2 separate regions of the Homo sapiens genome follow, and region 2 is linked to region 1. Evidence: chromatin loops called from intact Hi-C (ENCODE). Cell type or tissue: endothelial cell of umbilical vein. All regions are shown on one strand. Links, peaks and the distances in the headings refer to the core of each region. The heading gives the core; the rest is flanking DNA.

Region 1 (7,944 bases), core at 1,989-5,988:
TAATCCCAGCACTTGGGGAGGCCAAGGCAGGAGGACTGCTTCAGCTCAGAATTTTGAAACCAGCCTGGGCAACATTTATGTAAAAAATTTAAAAAAAAATAGCCAGGTGTAATAGCATGTGCTATTACGTTCCCAGCTACTTGGGAGGCTGAGGTGGGAGAATCACTTGAGCCTGGGAGACCAAGGCTGCAGTGAGCTGTGATTGTGCCACTCTACTCCAGCCTTGGCTGGAGCAAGACTGTGTCTTAAAAAAAAAAAAGAGTTATTGCTAATTTAATATCATATTATCTTTATGCTACTGGAAGGGCCATCATTATCATTGCCTATGCTCCACAGTAAAAAATATATATATGATTAACCAAAAGATTTAAGCTTTAAGGAGGAATATTTTTCTCTAGTTTCTGCCTCTCTGAAGGAATTGTGGAGAGCCCAGACCTGCATGCTTTCTTAAGCCAGGAGCTGAGGGCAGAGGGTAAAGCAAAGTGGGAGAAAGTTATCTAGCAAATCCAACATGAGGAGATAAAACACTGACAAAAAAAAGGTATCACTATAGAAAATAACTCTGGTAGAAACAAATACAGAAACATTTTGTACCCTGAGTACTTGGTGTATGTGTGACTGATAGCAATACTCTTGGTCTAACATATTTCATCTCCATGCCTACAGTATACAATGGACCTAATAAAGGGGCAGTTATTTAGAAGCTCATGAGCATAGTGTAGTGGGACAGGCAGTGGTCTGTAGGTTAGAAGACAGGTTTTTTATTTTTTTCTAGGCTTCCACTTACAATTTTGTGAGTTTCAGTAGCTTGTGTCATGAAATTGTTATAATTAGATCCTTCCTGTGTTCTGCAAAGGAAAGATCTATTCAAAATGCTTCTAAAATTCTAACAGTCCTCCACAAGTGGAATCATCATTTGTAAATTAATCCTCACCTTTAACAGAGTGGCTTTTGCCACATACTGCTCTCTACTTAATTGTCATCAATCATTAATTTTAAATTAATCCAGCTCAATATTTTTCAAACTGTAACCATGCAACTTTAGTTCTAACTCTCAGAGCTACGGAAATAAAGCACCAGAAAGCAAATTTTGCCTTCACCGTTCTGCTGAAGACTTCCCTGAAAGAGGTCCCCTATTCAGACCTGCACAATACCACGACTTTAGGGAGATGTGACCTCACATTTAATTCCCTAGAATGGTCCCTTTATCTAATCTGGTCTTGGGCAAAATAATTATTGTACCTTATTGTGAAATGCAGAAAAGCAGAGTCAGTCAGATCCTTGCCTCTAACCAATCCAGGTTTGTTTCTCAGTTTTTCCTGGATATGATCCAAGTTGCCTTAGAGAACTTAAGACTAGATTAAAGAAAATGTGCTTGGCATGCGAGGTGTGTTCTGGAAACTGTGACATTTAAATAGAATCATGTTCAAACTTTCACACCTGGGAGTCCAATCTGGCTGAACTTCAGGGGAGCTGGAGCGGGGAGGAGTGGAATAAAGGTATTTAAGTAATTATTTAATTTTGCCAATGCTGACTGTGGGTACTTAGAGATGGCAATTTAAACACAAATTAAAAACAAATATTATTTTCATTGTTACCTGAAAGTCACTGCCTTCTCTTCCTCACATATATTCCCAGAGGCTGTCTCTACAATTATTTAAATGGATTATGAGACTTGAGAAATACAAAGTAACATAATGAAGTAAGGTCTACCATTTTATCCTAATAATTAAAAGTCTGACTTTTTTAAAGGTTACAATGATATTTGCTGTGAAAATACCCAGCATAACATTATGAAAACAGAGACTCAGAGGACCACTTGGTACTTTGTGGGATCACTTAAAATTAAGGTTTTATTCTACTCTCTGTACTGTTTTTAGGATGCAGATTTGAAGCTATCACCGTAGTCATTTCTTTTAAATGTATGTACTTTAAATTTTAAAAAGAAAATTAGTTCACTTTCAATGATGAATTATTCAGTTGCTTATGCTTAATAGTATTAAATCTTCTGGATTTTGACAAGGTTTTAAGACCATATTAATAATCAACCACTAACAGTTCCATTGCATTTGTACTCTGAATATAAATATTGTACACATTTCTATTTCTTTAAGCTTTTATTTAAAGTGTGTCTTTCTGGCCAAATAAAAAATAATAATTTTCTTATGAATTCAAAGCGAGTGGAATGCCTCTGACATTCATACAGCTCTGCAACTCAAATCAATTTTGTCCATGTACAAAAGCATCATCTAGAATCTTTGTACATTGCATCCTCATCAGCTAACTCAAATCTTCTTTGTACAAGAAGTAGCACTGACATAAACAATTTTCAAAATAAACATTAAAAGATATAGTAAATCTGCTGCATGACTACAAGAAGAGTACAACAGTAAGATATAGTTTTGAAATAAACATGAGATATTATCAGTCAGAATAGGCTAGGCATGCTGCATTAATAAACAACCCAAAATTTCAGTGGCTTAAGCATAACAAAGGATTCTTATTTTCTTGTACTTCATGGCTCTTGTGAGTCATTGATAACTGCTCAGGTCAGTCCCTCAGCATACCAGCTAATGAAGCGCCATCATTTTTTAGATCTCTGCAGAATTACTCCTAGAGTTTTATATAATGGAGAGAGTGCTCCTGGAAACTTGGATCAAAATTAAATGTGCAGGCCAGACATCATGCACAGCATCTCCAGTCTCAACTCATTGGTCAGAAATGGATTTGTTACTTTATGAATCACAAGAAGTCAGAAACTGGGCCAATCCTGTAGTCAACAACTGTGAGAGAAAAAACTGTGCATTTAAATAACCGTAAAGACCAGCATAGTCTACCTATCTGATCAACACATATTTGTTTCACTCTTCAATTCACCAGCAAAATACATTTACAGACTTCCTGAGTGAGACAACATAATTGTTCATCCAGTCATGTCATGGAGGGCAAAGGCTTAGATCTGTGAGTGATTCATGGTGGTGTCTATATCAGGGAGTACACTCATTATTAAACTATGATCTCTCAGCTTGATTCCCATCATTCTATATTCCAATTTATTTTAATTTTTGGCATATAAAAATGTATTACTACTGTGGTTTTACCACAAAAAATTATGATCTTGGTCTTTCCTTCTTGCTTTTGTATAGGACCAAGAGACATTGGCTACTCTGACAACATTAAAGCGGACTACAGGAATGTCAACAACAGTATGACCTTTTTGACAAATTCAGCAACCAGAAATTCATCTTTTCCTCAATAAAGTTCAAGCAACCATCGTTGGGTACAAAGACTATGATTTTCTTGCCATTCTCAATCAGCTGAACTATAGTACACTTCCTGATATTAGAATTTGGCCATTCGGCTTCAACTCCTATTTTTCCAACACAGTTCTCTTTGTATGGGAAACATTTCCAAAAGCGTTGGCCTTCAGGCTGTGCCTAAATGGGCTTTCTTGTACTGTTTGTCATTCCACTTATGTTCCTGTCAGTGAACAGGGAGATTCTTGGTACAAAGTACAAAGTCCACAACATTTGTTCATCCTGCCATTGCCAAAGGCCTGAGCAAAAGAGAAAACCAGCAGCCATACTTCCTTTTATGACACCAACATTCTGCAAACTATGTTTTAACAGCTGACTCCCTGCTAGATTTTGCTATTAGGGGGTTCTATAAGGAGACTGGAAGAAGAAAAATAAAATGCACAATGCTTGCTCTTTGATCCAAACTCACTCCAGTAATAACTCTTCAGTCCACTAGGGGCAGCTATTTGAGTAAGAGCAACTTACAACCTGTAGTTTTTCAACACTCCCAAAAGAGTCTCATTTTGCCCCTTCACAAACAGGAGCATCAGTTTCCTACATACCCCACAACTCCATCTCCAGAGAGCTCTTCCTCCGAATGTACCAGTCTGAAATCCACCAGTCTGAAATGTATCAGTCTGAAATTTACCAGGCTGAATCCCAGCTCTGAGATAATTCTAACTTTTCCTACAGTTTCCAAACTCTAGGAGTGGTATTAACTTTCTTTAGAAAAGAAAGCATCACATACTCTCTATGTGATGTTTCTGTGTTTTATTGCCTTTTCATTTCCCTAATACTACTAAATGATGTTTTATATTAAATTCTCAGTTAAAATAACTGGGGTGTTTTGCGATTATTTTTTTTTTCTTCTGACTAGACCCCGACTGAATTAGTCTATACTTCCAGTTTGGAATTAGTTCCTCTTGATGCAGAGGAGCTAATTGTACACTTGAAGACAAGGTATTTGTCCTCAATCCACCCTGTAAAAAAGCGTGGGTTTGAAACAGGCTATCTTCAATACATGTTTCTATTTAGAAAATAGAAAGAATATGAAATATTAAGCAGTTAACTTTCTGGGTCTGGACAGAAGTTTCTAAGGGAAAAGGAATATTCATTATTATACTCTAATCTTTCTCCTTAGGAGGAAACCTTCAGTCGATTGTTTGTAACCTCTGGAAGTCCTATACTTTCCATCATCCTTTTAGGTCATCTCTGAAGAGAGCATTGGAGAGCACTGGGGAGCATTCCCTCTGGATTGAGTCCTCTGATAAGCAGATGCTAGGAGAGTATTAAACATGAAATAAATTTCTTAGAAAGTAATGCCTGTGAGAAAAAAAAAATGGAAAAGGCACTCAGGGAGGCTGGGGAACCTTCAGATCATGACGCAGGTCTGACCCCAAGAGGAGGAGAGAGAAAAGGAAGCAAGGAAAGAGGGAAGGAAGGAAGGGAGGGCTGAAGTTTCTTAAAATGCAAAGCAAGGCTAAGACAATTTTGGCACAAACATCTGTGAGTTTTGGGGGTTAAGTCACCCAGAAAAGGGGTCTCTTGTCCCAGGAATGAGCCTGGCTTAGGATCCCTGGCATATTCAGGCACAACTGGGAGCAGCCTGTGGGATGGTGGCATCAGCACATACACAGCCACGATTTCAGAGGGCAGCGACTAAGCGCTTGGTCATAGGCTTCTGCAGGTGGCGATCTGAGTTGCACTTCCTCATGGCCGCCACATCTGTTTTGGGACTGAAAAGCTTCCTGAGATTGTCCTCTTCCAATATAAACATGAGGGTTCAAGATTGCATAATGTCCAAAGCAGTACGACTTAAATTAACTTCCTCTTTGCCAGCATAGCTTTCTCAAAAACTTAGTCTTATCTATGTTATTCTAATCAACAGCACATTCCAATAGCTATACACATAGATCTTTCCAAGACTTTAAACTCTCCTTCTCTGGACATAATTGCTGGTACCTGGAGCTTATCAGATATCCATGAGAGGCCATACTCTGGTGTATTTCCTCCTTTAAGTTATTTTGTCCAACTAAAAGGATTAATAGATCTGCACTTAAGCCATTAAAAAGATGAACAACGGATGTGAAAGCCATACTTTTGATTCTTGCCTCTAGGCAGAGGTTTAATCTGATTTTGGTACTCACATAATTTATTTGTCTTTTTCTATTTCGGATAAAACAACAACAACAACAACAAAGAAAAACAGTTACTTCTTCCAAACCTACAAGTATCTGAATATCTGTACCCTCTATTTTCTTTAGTCCTGATTTCAAACCAGTCAATTCTGTTATCTTGCTTTTAGTACTTTCTCAAATGGAGTGGCAAAAACAACTAATGGCATTCTGCTTCCCAAACTCTACCGCTGAAGCAACATGTTTATTACGCATATTATGTGACTTCCAAGTTTATTCAAGCAACAGTTTCACCATATAATTTGTCGCCCTGTAACAATGATTTTTTTTTTTTTCTGAATGACCATGCATTAGAGATTAAATTCTAGTTCTGGAAGGATATGTGTCACCAAAATTACTTACATAATCCCAATAAACCGCACAGGCACGGAAAGGTCATTCCCCACATGTATCTGGAGAAGGAAAGAGGGGAATAATTTAGCAAGCAGTAGGACTTCCATAAAGGTTGTGTTAAAAAAAAAAAAAAAAAAAGTAAAGTATCTGTACCAGGTACACTAAATCTTGCTCATTTCATTCAAATTTATTTTGCTATTAATATACATGTACCTAATTGGTTGAGCATAATTAAACTAGATTTCCAAGATTTAAATAGGATTGCTACTAATAAGCTAGAGATTGCCAGTGACAGCATGAGATATGATTTTCAGGGCATCTGCAGTCTGAGAATTGCCAATGCCATGGCATTTCCTTTAGTACCTCCCTGTTCTACTTGGAATCATGAAAACCTTCAGACATGTAAGGAAAAATCATCTTTTTGGAGCCCTTTAAATATAAGTTATGCCAATCATCTGTTCACCAAACCATTCACTGTTGATATTTCTCTACATGTTAGTGAAACATTTTGCTCCCCTTCTCCACAATCCCCCTCAAACCACAGAGAGGGAAATTTCTACCAATAATTCCATCCTATGTGGGGTATGTTGAGATGGAAGCTTCTGTCCCTCTTTTTGCCCCCTTTCTTTACACCTGCAGATACGTGGTCAAGTGACTAACCTGATGAGTGGAGTTAAGGAAAGCCTGATGTGTGAGCTATAAGCTAAGTAAGCAAATACCACAGTTTAATTGAGAGCATCCAGATTTCAATCTGTATCCTGACATAATTATTAATAGTGCACCCTTTCAGTTTAAAAAGTGTCTCAGTTTTCATAGAAAATTGTGTAGTACCTCTAGTTAAGTGACCCTAATGATACATGGCCTATTCCTTGCTTCCTGTTGGACCTGCCTATGTTCTTGAGGGGCAGATTTGGAGCTCCCACTCCCCATAATTCCTTCTGAGTGAGTTCTCTTGACTTTACAAAGGCCTGTGTGACGGTTAATTTTTATGTCAACTTCACTAAAGTGTGATGCCCAGTTGTTTGGTCAAACACTAGACTAGATGTTACTGTGAAGGTATTTCATAGATGTGGTGAACATCTACAATCTGAGAGATTCATTCTGAGGTGAAACAATGTTTTGTTTTTGTTGTTGTTTTTGGTTGAGATGGAGTCTCACTCTGTCACCCAGGCTGGAGTGCAATAGCACGATCTCAGCTCATGGCTCACAGCAAACTCCGCCTCCTGGGTTCAAGCAATTCTCCTGCCTCAGCTTCCCGAGTAGCTGGGATTACAGGCGCGTGCCACCACACCTAACTAGTTTTGAATTTTTAGTAGAGATGGGGTTTCACCATGTTGGCCAGGCTGGTCTCAAACTCCAAACCTCAGGTGATCCACCTGCCTCGGCTTCCCAAAGTGCTGGATTACAGGCGTGAACCACCGCACCCGGACTGAAACAATATTTTGATGGCAGAGTCAACCAGGTTTCGCATGGGCTAAGGTGACAATATCTTCAGGAAGCATAATCTTATACATTTATCTTTGATTTTATCCAGTTTAGAGTTTATCTATTAAATTTTACTTGGATATATTTTCCTATTTCAATATTCTTTATTGATCATTTTTATATTCACCTATCTTGTTTGTCTCTGCTTTATTTTGCCTTATATATTATTAATTTTTTTATGAATGTTGGGTTGAGATTTCTCTCTCTCATTCTCCTTTCCTCCCCTCGCCCCCACCTTTCTCTACTCCTCTGTGGCCCCAGTTCAGAACCATAACTATTTCAGATAACTGAGGTCTTTGGTGATGTAGGGTTATTGAACATACAGTCATTGTCACTACATCAGAGAGTAACCTCACTTACACTTATGCTATTTTGATACTTTCTTTCTCCCTCATGCCATAGACTATAAGTTGTAACCTTAGAACAATTCTTTTTGCGGAGCAAATAACTCTATTCCACTACTTCTTATGGGGAACTGTTATTCCCATTTTCCCAAGAAGGCTATGGGTGCCGCTGCTCATTTGCTGCTGTCATTCTAATCCCTGAAGCCTCAGAGGGTCCGTTTTGCACAATGTGTTTCATTTTTTGTTATACAAAGATGGCTGTATTAATTTTGTAGTATATACGTGTTCCTT
Region 2 (5,726 bases), core at 1,727-5,726, 410 kb after region 1:
GGTTTCTACTGAGAAGTTAATGTGCTCTCTTCAGTCATTAAGTAAGGCCCTTTTATTCCCAACCAGACACTTATGAGCATCAGGAATTCCAAAACAAACAAGAGATTTATTTAACAGTTAACTAGAGCTAACAAAGTTCTAGTTCTTAGAGCTGTAAATTTAAACCCTGTAATACAATTTACAACTACAGTGGAGCTTAAGATTTGCCTGATTCAAAATTTTCATTTTTAAGTTAAGAAATAGAAAGGTCTAAGATGAGAATGACATAAGATGTTAGAGTTAAGCCTGGAACCTAGAACATGAATCTCAGGCCAGTGCTTTTCACACACTTTTTAATATATCATTGGCCCATAAATGCTGACTTATTTATCCCTTTATAGCAAACTTTTGCATACATATGGATTAAGAGAATTTCCTACTTCAACTCATTGGCTTATCAGATGCTAACTAACAACAGGGCATTTGATCTGGTGAAAAATATGGGGGAAAATGTATTAGTTATCTATTGATACATAAGCAAAAACCACAAACTTAGCAGTTTAAAACACCACCTATTTATTATCTAAGGGTTCTGTAGATAGTCCTGTAATTCCTGTGTGTCAGGAGTCTAAACATGGCTTAGCTGAGGCCTCTGCCTTAGGGTCCCAAACAGCTAAAATCAAGGTGTTGCCTGGGTCTGTGTTCTCATCAGAGGCTGAACTGGGTAGGACCTGCTTCAAAGCTCTGTCGGATTGTTGGCAGAGTTCATTCCCTTGTCACTGTGGAAACAAGGGCCTCATTTTCCTGCTGTTTGTAGGACAGGGACTGCCCTCAGCAACTAGTGATTGCCTAGAATTCCTTGCAATGTGAGCTTCCCCAACCAGGCTGCTCAATTCATGGAAGCTTGCTTGTTCAAAGCCAACAAGGAAGAAAGAGATCCCAGCTAACCAGTGCTGAAATTTTATGTAATATATATAATCATAGAACCACATACATAAAAATCACATAGATTTTTTCCATATTCTATTGGCTAGAAGCAAGTTACAGACCACACCCACACTTGAGGGAAGGGGATCACTTGTGAGACTGAACACCAGGAGGTGGGGATCTTAGGAGCCACTCTCAAGTCTGTCTGCACAAAAGAGATCCAAAAATACCAGACTCCCACTCATATTCAGCTTGCATTTAAAAAATATGACAGTGCCCACATATATAATTTTGCTTGGAAAATGCTAACTGGTGTATATTTAATTTAACCCGACAACACCTAAGTGCAGCCGGTGCCCTAACACATGGACACAGGAAGGGGAACATCACACACCGGGGCCTGTTGTGGGGTGGGGGGAGCGGGGAGGGATGGTATTAGGAGATATACCTAATGTTAAATGAAGAGTTAATGGGTGCAGCACACCAACACGGCACATGTATACATATGTAACAAACCTGCACATTGTGCACATGTACCCTAAAACTTAAAGTATAATAAAAAAAAATAAAATTAAAAAAAAAAAGAAATAGCTCCAAGGAAGAGCCCTGAGAATGGAGGCAACCACTGCCCATTCGCCATCACAAACTGCAGGACCCCACACTTCTTTTGGCATGTTCACACACTCCCACCACTCAGAAGAGTGTGCATGCCCTTCAGGAAGAGAAGGGAAATGTGGCAGAGGAAAGCTAGTTTCAAGAAGCTACAAAATAGGTAACATGAATAACATAAGCCCATGTGCATGAGCATTACAGACACATAACTATTTAAAGTTTTAAAACTAATTCTTCCACGGGGAGTATGGCCAGAATATTTACTGCCGATAGTATGCCACATGTTTTGAACACCTATTTCAATTGTCTTGATTACATTTTAAAATAACACCCATTTGAGAAACTTCTACCATGAGCCAGGCAGTTATAATCTTATCAACTTATTTGTCCTCCATTCATTTTTTAAATTCAAGGACCTGGATTTGAATAGCACTATAAATAGTGCTAGAACAGACATAGAGAATACTTTACTAACATGAGCAAGCTATGCTAAACTGTTTCCTATACTGTTTCCTACATTTATAAAGAATTTGGCAATGATGGATACATGAGAGGAATTTTGAGGCTTTGAAGATGAGTTACATCTACTTGAGCATTGACTCATCAATGTGAACACACTGCCAGATTGATAATGATATTCAAGAAGTCTCATTTAATCTTTAAAATAACCTTGCAAGTCACAGTATTACTCTCACTTTGTGGATGAGGAAACTGATGCTTAGAAGTTAGGCAACAAGCCCAAGGTCAAGCAGATTATTATCAAGCAGAATAAATAAGAGTATTCTGACTTGATATCTACTGCTATTTCCATCATGGAATACTTAATTAATGTTCTTATTTTAAATTAATTTCTTATGCCTTAAAATATGTGCAGGAAAGTCTCTGCTCCCATCTTATTTCCTAAAGATGGCCAAGAAAACCTATATACTTGTCGATTTTAAGTTGATTTGAAGTGGGTAAAGAAATGGATATATGTAAAACAAAAAGTTCTTGGTTATCCAAATGCTGCCATGACAGTGGTCTTCAGAGAAGGGCAAGCTAAAGTTGGGCTTATGGCTATTGGGATCCCCTGATACCTTAGGGGCTATAAGAACCCAACTAGGGAGTCACCTAAGATGTTACTAGGCCCCCTTCACACCCCTACAGCTGGCTGCAGCTCCATGCTAGGTGCTCTGCATTTGAGCAGACCATGGCTAGGTCCCCATGCAACCCAGGATCCTGGTGGCCATCCTGGTCCTGGCCATGGCCATGAGCCCCTCAGGCACTGCAGGACCCAGCAATCCACTGTGCTTGCCAAAGAGGACCCTGCGCTCAGCAAGTACAAGAAAGTGAGCAATGACACATAGGACAGCCACACTGCAGGTGGTGCATGCCCACAAGCAGATCACATCTGGGCAAACTACCTTCTGGAAGAGCAGATCAGCCAAACCACATGTGCCAAGTCCATAACCAACCACATCTGAAGAGGAAAGCCCTCTGCCCTTTCCAGATCCACACTGTTTCCTGGGGGTCCACGATCCTCATGTCAAAATCCAGCGGCCAGAATGCAAGAGTACTTTGTGACACAAGGAGCTGCACTGACCACCTCTTACTTGTAGTCCCGCATCCCTGGTAGAGCACCCCTACTCCTTTGGGCATTGGCTTCTAACCCTTAGATCTGTGACCCCCACACCCCCCATTGCTGGAAGTCTCTCCAGTGTGCCGACACGCAGCAACAGATGGAGAAAACTTCTCTGGGCATTTTTTTTTTTTAACAACTAAGTGGCTCTAACCTTGTTCCTTTCTTTTCTTTGCTTTTCAAATACACTCATGTCTATGCCCATGTTCAGCTCCCATTTTACTCAATAGGAAAGTAACATCAGCCAAAATCAAAAACAAAAACAAAACAAGAAGTTTGGGTGGAAGGAAGAAAGGAACTGTGAACTTTCCTGACAGGAAGGGCAGTGTAGCAAATCATGCAAAGACCAGTCCTCTATTGGTTCTGGGTGTGTGTAGGGCAGTTTAACTTAAAAAACAAAAAACAAAAAACAAACTCTTACAATCAGTTGAGAAATTATGAATTATTTAAGAAACCATCTTCAGAAATTGGCCACTTTAAAAAAATGGATTCAAAAGATACCACTACTTAACCCCAGAACAAATTCTTATCACATTAAATATAATTGCAAAAACATAAAAATATTATACACTTGTACTGGGAAAGGGCTTTCTTAGCATAGCCCTTGGGTTAAACACACACGAGTGCATGTGCGCACACACACACACACACACACACACACACACAGATGACAGCTGTAGAAGTACTCCACTGTTCTTTCTTGCCAGCATCCATTCCCCACTTTGTTTGGCAAAAGAATATTTCTGATGCTTCTGTGAACCACCCCTTCCTGTTGCTCATGCCTTGTGACTCACCACGTTTCCCACTCTCCAGATTTACATCATAACCATGTCCTGACCCATCAGAGTCACATCCTTCAGGCCATTTCATATACATTGGATGGGACCTGAGCCAGGCCAAGCAAAGCCCTCCAAGGGCCTTGCTGGGATTCCCAGGAAAAGGACACTCTCCCTTCAGGGTCTTGGAACCTAAGGACCTTGCAAGTCTAAATCTGTTGAAGGTATGAAGAAGGAGGATGAGAAGGAGGGAAGAGTTGGAGAGAGGAAGGAGAATGGGGGAAAGACAAGGAAGGAAATGAAACATGAGGGAGAAAATGGAAAAGAAGACAGTGATTAAGAATACTCCTTCTGCAAGTTATCTTTAAAATAAATTGTTTTAGCTTTAGGATGCTCTTTGAGCCCCAGATTACTTTGAGTTATGGAATGGAAGGGAGTCACCAATTTTCAAGATTTGAATTCCTTTAAATAACTACATTCAATCTTGCTGTTTTGGGAAGTGCCTCAAAATTAAGACAGAAAAAATGATCTACTAATGGGAATGAAACATACTTTCATTAAGAAAGGAAGCCGTGAGTGTGTGTGTTTTCTATTTTGTTGTATTCCATACAGGAATCTAGCTAAGAATGATCTTTGTTTTCCTCTATCACTCTCCAATGAAATTCATGGATTTTAAAGGAACCTAAAGGATAATGAGAAAGATGTGATTTATTATTATTCAGAAAATGTTAATGATCAAAGAAACCAAGAGCTTATGTTAGCATAAAATACTTAATGTCACATTCTGTATTTACCAAAATGAATGCACAATTATGTCAACTAATTTATACTTAATCCATTGTTGGAATAATTTATTTATGAAAATTAACTTGAATAACATTGCAATCAGTGGGAGAACTGGGAAGGAGGAAAGCATAAATAAAATAAATAAATAATGAAGTGAAATAAGTAAGTGAAGAGAGACCATCCTTCACACTTAGAAACAAGTTAGGGCTGTGTGTTCTCTCCCTACATGGAAGATGGGTACAAATAATCTCTGCAAACTGAAATGTGAAATGTGAAATGGGCCAAACTCCTAGGTTTTAGGGAAAGACTTTATGCCAACCGATGACTGCCTTCAAACATGCTCTCTCCAGTGTCTTGTCCCTACTTTTGCCAATATTTCTGGAGAAGTTCATTGTTTTCTTGTCACTTTCAGACTCCAGTTAATTTCAGGTTCTATCACTTTCCAATCACATATTCACTACTCCTTACATATCCAAGTAGAAAATGTCCTTTGGAGGAAGCCCTTGTCTCTCTTCTACCTCCCTCACTACTTCTTGAACAGTTGTTCAACATTGCCTGTAAGTGGATGGGCAAATGAATTCTGGGATAAGGTTTTAGCAGTCATGTGCAATACAACAGAAGCCTCATTCTTCAACCAGCTTTATCTGCAAAGTTAAAACAATGCTGTATCTTCCTCTGTCTAACTTCTGAATCTATCAGTTGATTCAAACAGAAATCAGGCACGAAATATGTATATTAAGTGTTGCCTCCTGGAATCCCAATAATAATTGGGATGCACTGTCAGTCATTAAAGTTATGATCTATTTCTATCTATACTTCAGAACTTTACCCCTGCCTTGATACAGGTCACACCCATCATCCATGTACCTAGAGTAAAGAAAGGAGTGTGGTCCATTCTTCCTCTCTTCCACTCTTCTGTCCCCTATTCACTAGGCAATGACCTCCCTTCCTGACCTCTTGTGATGGCCCTACTCAGCTTTGCTTCCTCACAGCCCAGTGTTCCCTCAACCCAGCAAACTGCTGTCTAG

What was found. Peaks named below come from ENCODE experiments on the same cell type or tissue, not always from the same donor. Only the 100,000 strongest peaks of a DNase experiment are listed, where the experiment ranks them.
Region 2: a loop joins it to region 1, with 6 times the contacts of the local background. A loop is called at or near these places in 1 of 110 quality-filtered maps.

The regions. Positions count from the first base shown.
Region 1 is chr5:13,247,125-13,255,068 of GRCh38, forward strand. It overlaps the pseudogene RPS23P5. Among named protein-coding and RNA genes, the nearest start is that of LINC02220, 220 kb to the left of the region's middle. In endothelial cell of umbilical vein, for the core only: a CTCF peak has its summit at 3,756 (motif pointing right); DNase peaks (open chromatin) are centred at 2,887, 5,067 and 5,717; H3K27ac peaks cover 3,003 bases.
Region 2 is chr5:13,660,707-13,666,432 of GRCh38, forward strand. No RefSeq gene overlaps it. Among named protein-coding and RNA genes, the nearest start is that of DNAH5-AS1, 200 kb to the right of the region's middle. In endothelial cell of umbilical vein, for the core only: no CTCF peak of the experiment used is centred there; a DNase peak (open chromatin) is centred at 3,935; H3K27ac peaks cover 1,447 bases.